Regions from separate parts of the Homo sapiens genome. Here region 1 is linked to region 2. The links are chromatin loops, found by intact Hi-C in ENCODE. Cell type or tissue: Caco-2. All regions are shown on one strand. Links, peaks and the distances in the headings refer to the core of each region. The heading gives the core; the rest is flanking DNA.

Region 1 (8,336 bases), core at 218-8,217, 310 kb after region 2:
ACAGATTAGGCTGCCAATAGGTGTATGGAGCCTGGTTAAACCAATATTCTCTGGATCATTAACATTTGGTGCAAAGTCAGTAAGACGTTATTTTGCAAGGAAAATAAGAGCAGAGATATTGTGTTGTGTAAAATTAAGACTTAAAGATATTATTGATTTTATGATGAGTTCTATGTAAAAATCTGTCCTGTCTTCCTTGACAGCTTTTAGTTTGATTTCATCCAAGATTGCTGGGGATTGATATCTATAGATACGTAGTATTGTGTTATTTGCTTACTTTTCATTTTCAATGATAATTAAGGTACACTTATCAAGCTATTTCTTTGCTAAAATGTGTTTATGTGGCTATGGTGAAACACCTTCATTCAGGGTCTGCTTTTTTGTGCCTTTGCTGGCTTTTTGCGATTCTGAGTCACAGATGATGTCAGTGTAAAGTTTTGGGTTTGCGTGTTAGACTTCACACATACCCAGGTGCAGTTATGAGGATCTGGATCCTCATATGAGGATATGCAGATGTAACTTCTCATTTCTTTATATGAGAAGTTGTGCAGTTATGGGGAGCTACAATGCCGTCACTGTAGCTTAACAGTATCCGTGTTTTCTCCAAGTGTGAGCCTCTGAAAATCCTGCTGTCTCTTATAATTCTTTAAAAAACATCTAGGAGTTTGATCCTATATACCTATACAGTATTTTTTCAAAAGGTGTTATTTCCCTGATGTGATTATTATGCACTGCATGCCTGTATCAAAACATATAATGTACCCCATAAATATAATACATACACCTACTGTGTACCCACAGAGATTAAAAATAAAAAAAATTAATAAAAAAAGGTGATAAATATTGGGACCACTAGGCACACTAGTCATAATGTAAATAAAGCCAGTCATATGGAGTAACTTCATTTGTTTCCAGAATAATTATGTAGGTATAAGGAGTAACATTGTGTCTTAAAACCATGGCAAAGTCACTCCAATACCTGTTCCTCCCTTTCTCAAATGATCTTAAAACTGAAAGGGTTATGCCTTGTTCCATGGTTGGATAACAAGTTATAGTCAAGGAAAAGCATTTCCTGGATCTCTCAGAAGATGCAAACCTGCATGAGGAGGTAGACACACAGATGTATGAACTCTAGATTGAAAATACAATAGAATGTTGAGTGTGTCTGTGTAGTTGGCGAGTGAACAAGTCCGAAGGTGAGTGATGTGACTCACTGCAACCATTTGGTGATCTTAGTTCATTTTACCTGCATTCCTTACAGAAAGAGCGAGGTTAGAAACAATTGGGTGTCAGTGTCTGGTCCGTGCATTTTTTTATATAATGTAGTTATGTTACTATTGTGGTTCATTAATGAGGGAAACTTGTGTTTTTGTTCCTTAGGCATCTTGAATCAAATCACTCACTGTACTGAACGTTCAAACAAGATAAATTTCACAATACAATGCTTATTATTACATTTAATATAAATATATGAATAACAGATTGATTATTGTTTCTTAGAAATGCATAGATGGTCCCTGACTTCTAGTGGTTCAGTTTAAGACTGTTTAACCTTACCATGGCGTGGAAGTGATACACATTTAGTAGAAACCATACTTCAAGTACCCATATAATGATTCTGCCTTTCACTTTCATTACAGTATTCAACAAATTATATGAGATGTTCAACGTGTGTAAAACAGGCTTGTTATTAGATGATTTTGCCTAGCTATAGGCTAAGGGAGTTGTTCTGAGCATGTTTAAGGTAGGCCAGGCGAAGCTGTGATGTTTGGTAGGTTAGGGGTATATGGTGCATTTTTAACTTACATTTTTAACTTACGGTGGGTTTACTGAGATGCAACCCCATCATAAGTTGAGGAAGGGGTGTCTGTAACATTTACTTGGGAGAGCATATGCAAGGTTTAATAACAAAGGAATTTATCAGTATCATTTTCAAATACTCTAGTGTAATTATGCTGGAAACCTCAGAGTTTGCAAAAACAGTATGATGGGCTCTGTGTGTGCAAAGATCATATAACCTACTTTTACCATTTAGCTAATACAGTGTTAATGAATCTGGCTGAGTCAGAAGTGTCATTCCAGCGGAAGGCTGTTGAAGAGTCCACCATCTTTGTTCAGTGAATATCCTTTAGGCACTACAAACTTAGGAGAGACAGAACCAGTGACGAAAATATGGTAAAAGTATAGCAGAAGGGTGAAGAGGGCAATAAGACTGTGGCTGGGCGCGGTGGCTCACGCCTGTAATCCCAGCACTTTGGGAGGCCAAGGTGGGTCAGGAGATGAAGGTCAGGAGATCGAGACCATCCTGGCTAACATGGTGAAACCCTGTCTCTGCTAAAAATACAAAAAATTAGCTGAGCGTGGTGGCGAGCACCTGTAGTCCCAGCTGCTTGGGAGGCTGAGGCAGGAGAATGGCGTGAACCTGGGAGGTGGAGCTTGCAGTGAGCTGAGATCGTGCCACTGCACTCCAGCCTGGGTGATAGAGTGAGACTCTAAGACTATATATTTAAGGGACGACCAGGCAGAGTGAATCATTGCTTTTGTGCCACCTACTGTATAAAGTACTGAAGGAAATCTAAATTTATTTCATTTGTAATTTTGTTATTGATTTCAAGACACAAAATAATAAAAAAAGTCAGTTTTTCTTTTTTTAAAGAGTTCTTGCTGATTACTTAAAATCAGTTTGTAAGGTATTGAGAATATCAGAAATTTTTTATTATCAAATGGAACCAGAACAGAAAATATTCCCTGTAAACCATCTCAAAATATTTACCAAATGCTGTATTCCCACCAAGATTTTCTCTAGCTCTCTCTAATAGGTTCCAAACATGTGTCCCTGAAGGAGACCATCACCCTATGCATGCCTAAAATATTTGATGAGAGTCATCCCAAATTGCTTTTTAATAAAGTCTTCTGCAAAGCAGAGCCTTTAGATGTATGAATAAAGGTGCATTATCAGAATGTTGTTAGAAAACCAAACATGGTAATAATTATAACATCAGAAAAATATTATGAGAGAACAAAACAGCTTACTTTGACCTGTGAAATCAATACACCCTTTCCTGGCTACAGTAAGTTAAAGGGGGTATGACATGTGAATAGCTAGGTTTTTTTTTTTTTTTTTTTTCTTTTTGTAGTGAACTTGTGTTTATATTCTAATTAGTTATGACATGCATTCTCATATTTCTCTATACATGGAGAAAAATATAGTCCTACCAAATAAGTTGATAATCCCTTTTTGGTTGTTTTAAGAGTGCTTTAAAAGGAGACAAACAATTTAGAGAGAGTATTGGAGATGGTTTTCCTGCTGAATTTAGTGGAATTAAAGCAGAGAAAGTTTTACATTGACATTAAGTTGACCCAGGACATTTCAGAAAATGTAATTCCTAAAACTAAATTTTTGAGCAAATGAAGTATAGGAAATGATGAGAAAAACTGTGGTACACGTCATGCTCTTTATTTGGAATAATTCCCTTAGGAAAAATATTTAAATTCTGGGGCCTAGAATCTATTTTCTAAATGTGTTAGACCTTAAGACATTTGTGGTCTAGGTTTCTAACTGATCATAGATTATAGAAATGCAGAAATGAAAACTGACATTTAAAAATGTTGGTATTTTAGTGCATAATTCTCATTAATAGGATTTGAGTTCATGCCTAATTGCATTTGTGATCAATGTAGAAGCAGAGTTTTTTTTATTAAAGATAAAAACTTTTGTGCCTAATTAAGCTTTATAGAAGGCGATGGATACCAGGAATTTACACTTGGCAACATTCATTTTTAAGGTAGCTTTTATTTTATCTACGTGAAAATCATATGTGTTACTTTTAAATGTAAAGTTACATGTACTATTTCTCTTTTATGACAGATTAAATACAAAGAAAAATTTGATAATGAAATGAAGGATAAGAAACATCATTACAATCCTCTTGAAAGTGCTTCTTTTAGGCAGAATCAGCTTGCTGCTACACTGGCGAGCAATGTAAGTTGTAATTCATAGAAAATTATTTTCAAAATCTTTTGATTCTTGTTTTTTTTAGAATCGACTGTGTTGTAATTACTGATACTTAGCTTCCAAGTAATTTGTAGTTGAACTGAAGCATATTTTTCTAAAGCTTTTTCTGAGAAAAATATATTATTGTAATTAATTTTTAATGGTTACTGATTACTAATTAGTTAATAAGTAGGAATAGTGTTGCAAATGAAGTTATTATATCTGTTCAAGAGTGGAAATAGATTATAGAATTTTGCAGAGAAGTGGTCTGTATTAACACAAATTAGTGGTTAGGACAGTAGTTACCTCATGTAATTATGGCTATGAAATTGAGTTTATTGTAAAGTACTGCCTGGTACATGGTAATTTATCATATAAAGAAATTTTTAGAAATTTTACTGTAATGCCTCACAATTTATTTTTTATCCCTTGTGAAAATGCTGTGAAGTACTTCCTTATGTGATTTGTTTTCATTCTGTGTTTTTAAAAATCATCAAAATTCATTTTACAAGAAATGATGTTTTAAATTCTTGTTAGAATTAGAGTATAAAAACAGCAACATCAAAAAATTGATTACTTTGCTATAGTTGAAAATATTTAGATTTCCTTCTCAAGTATAAAAATTATGTATTATTGATCTGTTGCTTTCTTAGAAATAGAGATGAAATATACTTAAAGGAACATGGAACATAGTGCTGAAAGCTAAAGGTTTGGAGTCAGATTGCTTGGATCTAAATCCTGTTTTATCAAGTATTACTATGTCTTTGTCTTTCTATGCCTCAGTTTTCTTATCTATAAAATGGGGCTACTTAAAGTACCTACTTAATAAAGAGGTTATTGTGGAGATTCAATACTTAATACATATAAAGGAATTTAGAAAAGTGGCACATAGTAAGTGTGTGATATGCTTGCTATCAATGGTTTATTATTACTGGTATTATATTTTCAAAAAGTTGCTTTAAAAAAGCCTGTGGTGATAGGATGGGAAACATCAAAATCCTCAGATCTCCACAAAGCATAGTTGAAATACTGTAGTAATTTCTAAAGAATAAAGTGGCTATTCTCTTTATTTTTTGAAAGCAGAGTTACTGTGAAAATTACTTTATTCTATTGACATTACCCTTCCTGAATATGTGAACAACAAAAGGAATTATCCAAGTATTCTCAAGCCCATATAGAAATAACTTTTTAAAATTCATTCAGTAGTAAATCAGCACCATCTAGTGGCTCCTTGTAAATTCGTCTGTCCATTTACCACTAAATAGTCCTACTTTATGATGTATGAAAAATGCAATAATGCAAAAGCATAATATTTTCTTCTCCTCGATGGTATTTTGTTCCATGTTATTTTCATAGGTGAAGTACAAGAAAGACATTCAAAATATGCATGATCCAGTTTCAGATCTCCCAAATTTGTTGTTTTTAGACCATGTTTTGAAAGCCAGCAAAATGCTCAGCGGCGTAAGTGGTTCATCTAGCGGCAACCGTAGTTGCCTTGTGGCTCCAAGAAGCCAATATGTCTGCAGCGTTCATGTGCTCACCTGCTTCCTTAGAAGGCCTGTGCCTCACTCCTCCCTCGTTAACTAACTCATTGAAAAACAGTCCTCTGCTTGCAGAAATCCCACCAGAGCTGTCACTTTGCAAAGGAGGTTCTTGCTTGCTCTCCAGTATCTCCTGCATACAACTATACTTCAAAGTGTCTGCACAGTGGCCTTTCCATCATTCTTCTTTCCCTTACTTCATCTGTGTTAGATTAAAGCCACTTGAAGTTCAGGCTCTCAAGTCAGGGATATTTTACTTTATGCAGGCCAGACCAGAGTGTCTTGTATTTAGTACGCCTTCAGTAGCATGAAAAATTGTCTTAGTCTAAACTGTATTTTCTCTGCAAATAATTCCTAACAGCATTTATACTGCATTGACACATCGCTTTTAGTCTTGTCATGGTTTCCATGTTCTCGGTCAAGGCAACCAGAAGAGAAAGGTGAGTTCTTCATGTCTTGATGAAAATATCTGGGTGCACTGCCCACGTGGTCAGTCCTGCAGGACTCTCACTACGCTGAATGCTGTTTCAACCCATAGCACATCAGGACCCTGACTTCGCTAGCTCTCGTAACTGACAGCCCTAAGACACATTTGGCTCCATTTTGTACATCTCATGGTGGCAATGAGCTCTTATTTGACCATAAGTTATTTCCATACCTATTTTAATAATCACTTTCTCACTCACTTGCTCAAAATTAATCATAATTTATTGAATATCTGCTTTGGGCCAGGCATAGATTAGATGCAGAAATATATGTTGGGGAAGACATGAGAAAAAATGAAGATAGTTGTCTTCAGTTGATGGGCCTAGACTTAGAAATCTATAGGCAAAACTTAGTTTCCAGACAGTTAAATAAGGAGATACAGCTTCAGGTCAATTTTAGAAATAATCTATACTTGGCTTCAGTGTTTTGAAATGTATGTTTATTATTTTGTAAGCCTCCTTTCTGGAATATCACTGCCACTGTCTTCCTTCCTTAATGGTATTATGCATGCAAATAATTCATACAGAGTTTTTAAAAGTTTATTTTTTTCTGGCTGGGCATGGTGTTTCATGCCTGTAATCCCAGCACTGTGGGAGGCGGGTGGATCACCTGAGGTCAGAAGTTCAAGGCTAGCCTGGCCAACATGGTGAAACCTCGTCTCTACTAAAAATACAAAAATTAGCTAGGCGTGGTGGTGGGCATCTATAATCCCAGCTACTCAGGAGACTGAGGCAGGAGAATCATTTAAACTTGGGAGGTTGCTGTGAGCTGAGATGGCACCAATGTGCTCCAGCCTAGGCAAGAGTGAGACTCTGTCTAAAAAATAAATAAATACATAGAATAAAATAAAATAAAAATAAATTTATTTATTTTTTTAATCATTGGTCCTTGGATGAAAAGCAGTACATTAATGTTCCCAGGCTATTGAACAGGGAATGGAGGTTAGAGGAATATCTGGAGGGCCCAGAATTGGCAGTCAGTTCCAGGACACTTACATCATGCTGGCTTGCACTTCAGTCTTCATTCCCACACCTCTTTTTACATTCCTCTATTCCTTGAGTGTCTCTATTTCTGTCTTTTTTCTCCACGACTCATAGATATGCTTCTAAAATTGATATATTTCTATTCCCTGAGCCCCCTGCTTTCTTCACATTCATTCTTTGGCATCCAGTTTTCATCATGGCAGTGGCATTTGCCCTTGACCTTTCTCTAGCCATACTTAAATTCAATTTCCTAGGGACATGGGGATTCATGTGTAAATAAGCCAATAAAAATATCATGGTGGTAATTTCAACATTTGGTGGCTGGAAGAAAGCGTGCCACTCCTATGCAATATTGCTTTTCAAGAACGTTGACCTTTATTTTATAATAACAGAGAAAAAAATCGCAGTCTAATATAAATTGTTTCTATCATCTCTTCAACAGAGAAAACACAGCAAAGTCATACGTTACTTATTTCATGTATCATATATAAAGTTTAGATCTTCATTTAGGTGGTGCTTTTGCCTAGAGGACAGATTTCTTTTTCCCCATAGACAAATTGTGATTGACTACTTCCTGGGAGAGAAAGACTTAAAAATGTGTTCCTTTTGAAGTGTCTCCTTACAAAGTTGTGTACATTGTATAAAGCTGTATACATTTGCTCAACTTTATTGTATATTAGAATGGCCTCCTTTATCTAGCATTTGTGAAGAAACAAAGAATAGCCTACTTTAACATTTTAATGTAAAAAATTGGAGTTGTGTTGATTTATAAATTAAAAGATTGAATAAGATTGCTCAATAAGAGATATTCTGCCAAAATTATCCATTTGTCACAGTAGCTATTGTTTTAAAGACCCCTAGATGTCTTTAGCAACATCAGAGTTACTTTTATTTTAACCCAAACTCTAAAGAGTGATATGAGTGCCTTAATTACTGTGTAAAATCATTCTAATTAAAGTTTTGGAAAACATTTTCCCCTGGAAAATGGACCTCTGGTAGTGTTGAGTTTCTTTCACAACTTTACATAAATTAAGAAATATATATTTTGTGTTACTCCGTGTATCTCCCACTAGGAGGTAGCAGAGACTGTTATATAAGGAAAGACACGCATTCGAAGTTCTTTTGCAGATCTTAATTCAATTAAGTTTTCCTTCGTTTTTTTTTTGTTTTGTTTTGTTTTCTTAAATAGGAGTTTCTGAAATTCTTTGTAACTAAAATCGATAATTGTGTTGGGAACAATATTTACTGAATTTTTCAGTATATATTCATTATTTTACATATATTTATATGTATTTGTTGTGGATTTTAACTCAGTAATGGACTATGTTGTAG
Region 2 (8,336 bases), core at 59-8,058:
CTAGCACTTTGGGAGGCTGAGGTGGGAGGATCGCTTGAGCCCAGGAGTTTGAGACCAGCATGGGCAACACCGCAAGATCCCATCTCTACAAAAAATACAAAAATTAGCAGGGCATAGTGGCATATGCCTGTGGTCGCAGGTACTCAGGAGACTGAGACGGGAGGATCACCTGAGCCTGGGAGGTCGAGGCTGCCACTCACTGAGGCAGTGAGTCATGACTGTGCCACAGCACTCCAGCCTGGGTGACAGAGTTAGACCCTGTCTCAGAAAAAAAAAAAAAGATTAAACATAACTTAAAGTTCAAAGGTTAGATGTAATCAGCTATAATGTCACATATCACCAACATTCTTGCTCTGAATTTTGTGCTTACAATTTGAAAAAGAGAATAAGATATTCAAACTATATTTCATGATCTACAGTTATGAAAATGTAAATGTTTAAAAAAAAACTACTGCCTTTCAGGCGATCACATACTTTTTTTCCCCTCGTCATACATTTCTAATGAGCTCTGAAATATTTTTAAAAGACAGCTGATCCTCTCTGACAGCAAATTCTCATTTTATTTGCTTTTGAGGTGGACTTGTGAACATGGCAGTGAGTGAGTGGCTCAGGGGCTGTTGAATTTGGTGAATCCTTTAAAGAAGTTACATCTTCTGGAAAGTCAAACAGTACAGCATTATTATGAATATGTCCATCAGTGCAGCTGTTTAAGAGGCCCAGAAACCAATGGTTTTCTTTTGTCATGAAAAGCTGCAGCCATGATATTTTTTTGAAATGACAGAAATATTTGTCAGAGCAGTGGCAGTTGGTATGTGGCATTATTGAGTCTTAATCTGTGCGCTAGCAACGGAATGTGTTCGCTTCTTTGTTATAACCAATTTATAATAATCCTAGCTGACTCTTCCGTGGAGCTTCCCTTGAGCCAGGCCGATTGAAGCAGTTCGGAACTGCTGACTCATTTAATCCTCACAGCAGGAGAGTAGAAGCTGTTCGGTAGCTGCGTCCTTATTCCCATTTTGTAGATTAAAGAATTGAGGCATAGAGCGACTAAGAATTTGCAGAAGGTCACATCATTAGATGGCGGGGTCAGGCTTTGAACCCAGGCTGTGTTCGATTCATTTTGCTGCCTCTCATCAAGTGAGTCCAATAACCTGACATCTTATTAAAAGGAAGAAACGATTCCTGTTCCCTTTGGTTTCATCCTACCCTGAGCCTTCTACTTGATTTTCTGGCTCTTCTGGTTTGGACTACGAGTTTGTAATTGCTTTCCTTAATGCAGGTGAAGAACTTTTCCCAGATCTTTGCGGTGTTGAATTGCAAAACAATACAACGTATACATCCACGCACACTTAAAACAAAACGAGCCATATTCATTTATTAATCAAGAGAGGCTCGACTCGGGCCTAAAATGACCAGTCGCTCTGCAAGGACAGGTATTAAAAAGCGCGGGGTCTGGGAGCCGGTGAGAGAAGGCTCTTTCTCATCCAGGATCCGAGGACTTCCCGCGGACACGAGGGAGAAGCGTCCTCTCGGAAGAGGCCCGTGGGAGCGGGCGCGGTGCAACCCTCGGCCCCTCTGGGACGCAGGTCTCCGGGTTCCCCGCGGATCTCCCGGCCCTTGGGCCTGGGTGCGTCGCTGCGCGCAGCAGAGACGGCCTCCGCCCTGGGGCTGGGTGCCGCTGTCCCGGGTTTCACTGGCTGGAGGAGGAGGGAGGGCGCACCCTGGCCCCGCACTCCCCGCGACATTTGGGTGCCAGGGACGTCAGTCAGCCTGGGATGAGGGTGCCCCCGGCTGGGGAAGAGAAGAGGGAGGGAAGGGAGTACGCGGGTTTGAGCACTCTCCCCACCGGTGTTTGTCACCTCCCCCGCCTGGATCCCTCCCTCCCCAGCCGCCGCCCACCTGGGCTCCCCGGCCTGCAGCGGCGGTGGCGCGAGGCTCACTCCCCAGGCCGCACAGTCGCACCCACGGCGGTCTGCGGAGCTTTCCGGGTCTCTGCCCGCCCCCTCCCCCGCTGCGCCCTCCCTCCCAGGGTGCCCGACGTGCACGTTCCCTGCCACTTCGGTCCGGGCGCGCCGGTGGGTTTGGCCTGCGCGGCGGCGGCGGCGAGGCGGGGGAGCGAGTGAGCGCGAGGGGCGGGCGCGAGTGACTGTGTGAGTCACCCGTACCTGGAGTGCGAGCGACGCAGAGCCAGCGGCGCGGAGCCGGAGCCGGAGCCGAGACCCAGCGCCTGCGAGCCCGAGAGCGCGGCCGGCCCCAGGCGCCAGGCCCCGTCGCCCTCCCCGTGCACTCACCCGTGGCCCGGCGCCGACTCCCTACCCGGCGCCCGCCGCCCGCAGCCCTCCCGCCTGCCAGGAGGCGGTGCGGGGCTCGCCGGGGGATGTCACAGCGGCTCCTGGGAGCCAGCAGCCGCCGCCGCCGCCGCCCCCGGGAACCGCGATCATGAACCCCCAGTGCGCCCGTTGCGGAAAAGTCGTGTATCCCACCGAGAAAGTCAACTGCCTGGATAAGGTGAGCGAGGGGGCGCCGGGCCAGCCTGGACCTGCCGGGCGAGGGGCTGCACCTGCTTCGAGAAGTTTTGGCACCTGGGATGGAAAGCAATGAGTGGGTCGGTGCGTGTGCGTGTGCCTTGGCACGGGGGGAGGGCGCGCGAACGAAGACGCCAGCGGGAGTGTCAGAGACCACGCTTGGCGATTGTGATGTTGGAACCGGGAAGGGCTTTTGTCGCGGTGCGGGGCGGTGCGACATCGGCAGAGCCTCTGCGGAGGGCGCACGGCGGTGCGCAGCCCCGGACCCCGGAGGGACCAGGCTGGGCACCCAGGGGGGCACTTCGGCGAGCCGCGCCCCCTCCACCTCCACTCGTGTTCCACAATACCCCCGCCCCCCGCCCCACAGATCCGCCCGCGATCCCACCTCACCGCCCACCCGCAGCGCCTCCTGTGACCGCGGCGAGGGGGAGAGGCAAATAGTAATTAATATGTCATGGGGCGGCCGCTGCCGCATTGCTAAGAATAATCCCTGCTGGAGAGCTCCGGCTCAGCGCGGCAAGCCGGACCCACGGGTGTCTAATCCACCGGGTGGGGAATTCCAGGGGAAGTAGTTCTGTAGCCGGGCCCCTCCAGCCCTGCCCCCTGCCCTTCCCGGGCAGGGACGGAGATGAACAGCCCGGGAGAGAGACACCCAGGAGCGATCCGGAGTGACTGACAGTTGAAACCAGCCAGGGGCGTTCTGGGGAAATTTGCGTCTGAAGATACAAATGCTTCCTTAGAACAAGCTGCCATCCTGACAGTCATCCCGGGCAGAGTCCGAGGTCCAGCATTTTAGTGGAAGCTGGTCAGGTGTAGGGGTACTTACATAGCTCTCGTGCAGCCCCCTCAGCTTGCCTGACTTCGGGTGAACACATATTTATTGAGATCCTACAAACCCTGCATTTAGACACTTTGAACTGGATTCCTTTTGGTTTCGAAGCCACTCTCTGGGCCCCGTTTCTTCATTAACCGAGCTCAGAAATCGTTTCTGGCTGCTCAAAGAAGTGCTGTTTCGACAGAACCTTGACAGTTCGTCCATGGTGCGTCTGTGTATTGCGGTGGGTTTTCCTTTAAGACTCCATTTTCAGAGCTGCCTGCTTTATTTACTTAGCTGAAAGTAGGTAAACACATCCCCAGTTCCCTACACTCTTTTTGTTGTAATATTTTCAGCTACAGGGACTGTGATGCACTAAAAAGCCTTCCTTCTGTGCCCATCCTGGTGAGAACTGGCATTGTACTGTATTTTTAAATGTTTTTTTTTTTTTTCCAGTATTGGCATAAAGGATGTTTCCATTGTGAGGTCTGCAAGATGGCACTCAACATGAACAACTACAAAGGCTATGAAAAGAAGCCCTATTGTAATGCGTAAGTATTGTCAACACGCTGTCCAGGTGTGGCACAGCCTCAGAGCTTGAGAGCCAGTGGACCTGCCTGTTTTGAAGAACTGACTCACTGTGTCACCCAGGTGTGGCAGGGGCCAGTTACCTGTTTATATCACAGACTCTGGGGCCATGTACTTTGTTGACGATCACTGCTTTTTATACCTTTCTAATGTGTTGGGTAACGTCTATGCATCTTCAATCAGGTTAGTTTTTGAGGTTCGCAGTGTTACAGCCTTAGGGACACTTATTAGAAGCTGCTGAACTTCCCCACTGAGAACGTGTGGGCTCTGAAGTGCATGTCAGGTAGATTTCCATTTTAATCCTGTGTCAATTTCCATTTTAATCATAGGATGTTGCCATACTGCAATTTCATACCTGAACCTAGTTGCTATGGAAAGGAGTCTTGCTCATTTGGTCTTAGCTGAGACCACTGCAGAGATTCTGGGCTTAAACAGGAAATCAAAGAATGGTTTGGAGAATGGAACCAAAGACATGGGTATTCCTGGCTGGTTAGTAGTAGGTCGTTTGTAGTAGACCGACTGAAGTAGACCGGGTACTTCCGACTGGTTAGTGCTGTAGTAGGTGGGGATTAAAAAAGGTAAGCCTTCTTTGGAAGGCTTTTGTGTAGGCATGCTGCTAGCCTAGAATAGCAATTAGCTAGCATTTATATCGCGCTCACCGTGTGTCAAGCTCTGTTCTAAGCACTTTATGCATACTGATCATTTAATCTTTACAACGACCCTACGAGTTAGGGGACACTATTATTACCCCCATGTGGCGGGTAATGAAATTGCGGCCTTGAGAGGATCAGGCTCAGGAGGGGGCTCAGATCACTCCTGGAGGCTACTGGTGGTTTGATTTGGCTAGTGTTTCCAAATGTCTACCTTGCTGCCCAGGGGCATATGTTTCTCCACTCCTGTGAACATCCCCCTACCCCAGACTGCTTTCAACTGTAAGCTCTTGGCCCTGATGGTTAAGTTTTCTCTTTCTTTTCCTTTCTTTCTTTTTTTTTTTTCTTTTTTTTTTTTTTGAGACAGAAGTTTGCTCCTGTTGCCCAGGCTGTAGTGCAATGGCATGATCTTGGCTCACTGCAACCACCACCTCCCAGGTTCAAGCGATTCTTCTGCCTCAGCCTCCCGAGTAGTTGGGATTACAAGCATGCGCCACCATGCTCAGTTAATTTTGTATTTTTAGTAGAGACGGGGTTTCTCCATGTTGGTCAGGCTGGCCTCGAACTCTGGACCTCAGGTGATCTGCCCCGCTCGGCCTCCCAAGGTGCTGGAATTACCGGCGTGAGCCACCGCACCTGGCCTGATGTTTGAGTTTTCTCACCAGTTCCCCTGTGTGGTTGGCATAGTCTGGAGGCAGCAAAGGGGCCTTTGGACCCCTGGCCTTTTGGCTGGAATGTTGCCAGAGATTCATCCTCCCTACAGTTTTTGAAGTAGGTTCATCATTCAGGTCTCCTAGAGATGGAGGGCCCTTGGTTAATTCATGCTTCATTACATACTGACAGTATGTTATCATAGACAGTATATTTTTGGTAAGCAAATGGAATCACTCATACCTCTCTGGCAAATAACTTAAAAAAAATTTTATCTGGTGAAGACTGTTTAATATGTGTTTTTCCTTACTCCTTAGTGCTTACAGGTAGACCAGAAACTTTTCAAGAAATCAGAAAATGGGGGCATTGAACAGAATTCAGGACTTTCTTGGAGAGGGGAAGTCCACAGATATTCCCCAAACTTTCTGATGTCTTCGATCCTCCTACACCGTGCTTCCTATTGGAATAGCGTGAAGCAAAAATGAGGTTTCAGTATCATGATTTCCTGCTTCCCTTCCAGAGAGCCATAAATGACTGGTTAAAGATCAAAGGCAGGCGTAAGGAGAAGGGAAAGGGCCCCAAGCACCCATAAACGGGATAATTGTTCTTTGGTTAAAGGAAAGTGAACCATTCTTCCTGTAACTGTTTCAGTGGGCAGCCTGTTTCCATCAGGCTTTATGGACCACATCAGGATTCAGGATTCTTTACAGGGCAGGGCCAGGAATTTAACCCCAGTGATAACAATGCCTTTGGGTGGCCCTGGTAGGCCTGAAGGGATTGGGAGGGAAGGAGGAAAGAGACAGAAAGAAAATGGGGAGAGAATAGCAATTACAACAATGAGAGAGAATTGGATAAGGGAGAAAAAGAAATGATCAAAAATAAAAGGACAGAAAAAGGTTCTACTGAAGTAGAGTCATTGACTGCATTGGGATACTTGAAAATTATTTAGTGCTTATTGCTTAGTTCGAGTTCAATCTGATTTAAAAAGTTTATGAGATTCTGGATGAGTTGGGAAGAGCTATTTTGCACTTTGACTTGATAGTGATGAGTGCCCAGAAACGTTGAGATGTGGGCCCCAAAAGGAAATGATTCTACTTATGAAAAAGAAACATCCCGTTGTTTTGTTTCATAGGTCTTAACCTTATTTTTAATACTCTCAACATACCTGTATAGAATGTTTATAGATTTTTCTCTCTAAAATTTCTCATATGATTCCAGTACATTATTTTTAGTTTTAAGTTGAATTCTGAGGGTAGCACCCTAGGATTTTTGCCTCATTTTGAACCTGGAAGTCTACTTGATTGAGCAGATAAATAGGGGGAAATAGGAATTCATCCTTAGTGAATGAATGTGTAGACAGCTGATATTTAAAATTTAGCTTTAGGTTCATGTCATATGCTAACTCTAGAAAATGGAGCCTGGCAAAGTTTTGGATTCTGTCTGCTAAGAGGGTTCTGGGCTCAAAGGTCCCTGCTGTCAGTCTGTAGTCTGAAAAGGATACGTGTTGCCATGTAAACTGGCTGGGCAGTATGGATTGCCCTCTGGGGATCCTGACTCATTGGCTCTAATTCACGTGGTGCATGTCAATCAGCTGCTCCCTGTGGTTGTGGCCAGAGGGCCGCCATAATTTCTCCGGGTCAATGGTAGAAAATTGATTTTCTTATGTATACTGCTACCAGAAAATGAAACATTTGCTTTCCATGTAATGCAATATTTTATCTGTACCTGGTTTGGTTCAGGAGTCAATGTATATACATGCTTAAATGAAAACAACTCTTCGTCTTCCCCTGTCACTTTTTATTGTGAAAATTTTCATACATGAAAAAAAAGTAAAAGAATAATACAAGGAACATCTCTATCCCCTCCACCGACATTCAGCTATTATTAACATTTTGCCATGTTTGCTGCTTCATATTTTGATCTAATTATATGTCCAAATATATATATATATATATATATATATATATATATATATATTTTTTTTTTTTTTTTTTTGTAGACGGAGTCTCACTCTGTAGCGCAGGCTGGAGTGCAGTGGCTCAATTTCAGTTCACTGCAAGCTCTGCCTCCTGGGTTCATGCCATTCTGCTGCCTCAGCCTCCCGAGTAGCTGGGACTAGGGGCGCCCGCCACCAAGCCCGGCTAATTTTTTGTATTTTTTAGTAGAGATAGGGTTTCACCATGTTAGCTAGGATGGTCTCGATCTCCTGACCTTGTGATCCACCCGCCTCAGCCTCCCAAAGTGCTGAGATTACAGGCATGAGCCACCGCGCCCGGCCACTGTTGAGCCATTTTTCCATTTCATACATCAAGTTGGTTTCATACATCGTGACATTTCATCCCTAGAAACTACGTCATGCATGCACTAAGACTAAGGACATTTTCTTCAAGAATCATAGAGCTTTTATTACACTTAAGAAAATTAACAAATGCATTATTATAACATCTTATATCCTGTCTAATTTTACATTTCCCCCATTGTCCTAAGAATGTTCTTTACAGTTTTTTTTAAAAGCCAGGATCCAATCAGCGCTCATACTTTACATTTAGCTGTTATGAAAATGACAACTTTTCTTAGCTATTAGAGATTCAATATCAGTTATTCAAGTTCTGCTATTATTTCTACTGATTTACAGAATCTCTCACAGTTTTCAAGAAAAGGGCTTAAGTAGCATTTCTTATGAAAAAACATCCATAATTAAATGAAGAACCTTTAAAATAAATATTAAGAATATGCTTAAGAATTGGAAACCATGAGCATAGACATTTGGAATTATTGTAAGAAAACATAAAGATTTCTCATTTTAATCGCTACCTGAGGGCATTCTTTAATGGAATGAAGTAGTGAGTGCTTCTTCAGTTTAAATATGTTGCTTGTTTATATTCTCATGTGTTTAGAGAAGAAACAAGTATTCTGTTTGATTTCATGCAAAGGAGAACATGTATAAAATATAATTTACATGATATTTAAATTTTGATCTTTTGATAGAACGATCAAAGTATAGTACACACTAGATGTAAGATTGGGCGTAATACCCATTTTGCTCCTAACGCAGCAGTGCACACTATTAAAATATTTAAAAACAAACTGGTGTACTTGAGTGCGTGC

What was found. A loop is a pair of places that touch in the nucleus more often than their neighbours do. Peaks named below come from ENCODE experiments on the same cell type or tissue, not always from the same donor. Only the 100,000 strongest peaks of a DNase experiment are listed, where the experiment ranks them.
Region 1: it touches region 2 in a loop (4-fold over the local background); 2 of 110 quality-filtered maps call a loop at or near these places.

The regions. Positions count from the first base shown.
Region 1 is chr10:20,855,359-20,863,694 of GRCh38, reverse strand. It overlaps NEBL (nebulette), which reads left to right. Exons shown (of 28, transcript NM_006393.3): 8 at 3,869-3,982; 9 at 5,351-5,455. The region is part of intron 2 of LOC102725112 (a long non-coding RNA gene); the gene reads right to left. Among named protein-coding and RNA genes, the nearest start is that of NEBL, 38 kb to the left of the region's middle. In Caco-2, for the core only: CTCF peaks have their summits at 5,213 (motif pointing left) and 8,090 (motif pointing right); no DNase peak of the experiment used is centred there.
Region 2 is chr10:21,167,937-21,176,272 of GRCh38, reverse strand. It overlaps NEBL-AS1 (NEBL antisense RNA 1), which reads right to left and starts at 2,283. Exons shown (of 2, transcript NR_046283.1): 1 at 2,166-2,283; 2 at 1,350-1,791. It also overlaps a transcript of NEBL not described here. RefSeq lists an enhancer at 1,814-2,704. In Caco-2, for the core only: a CTCF peak has its summit at 4,702; DNase peaks (open chromatin) are centred at 1,792, 2,072, 3,142, 4,735 and 2 weaker places; H3K4me3 peaks cover 2,971 bases.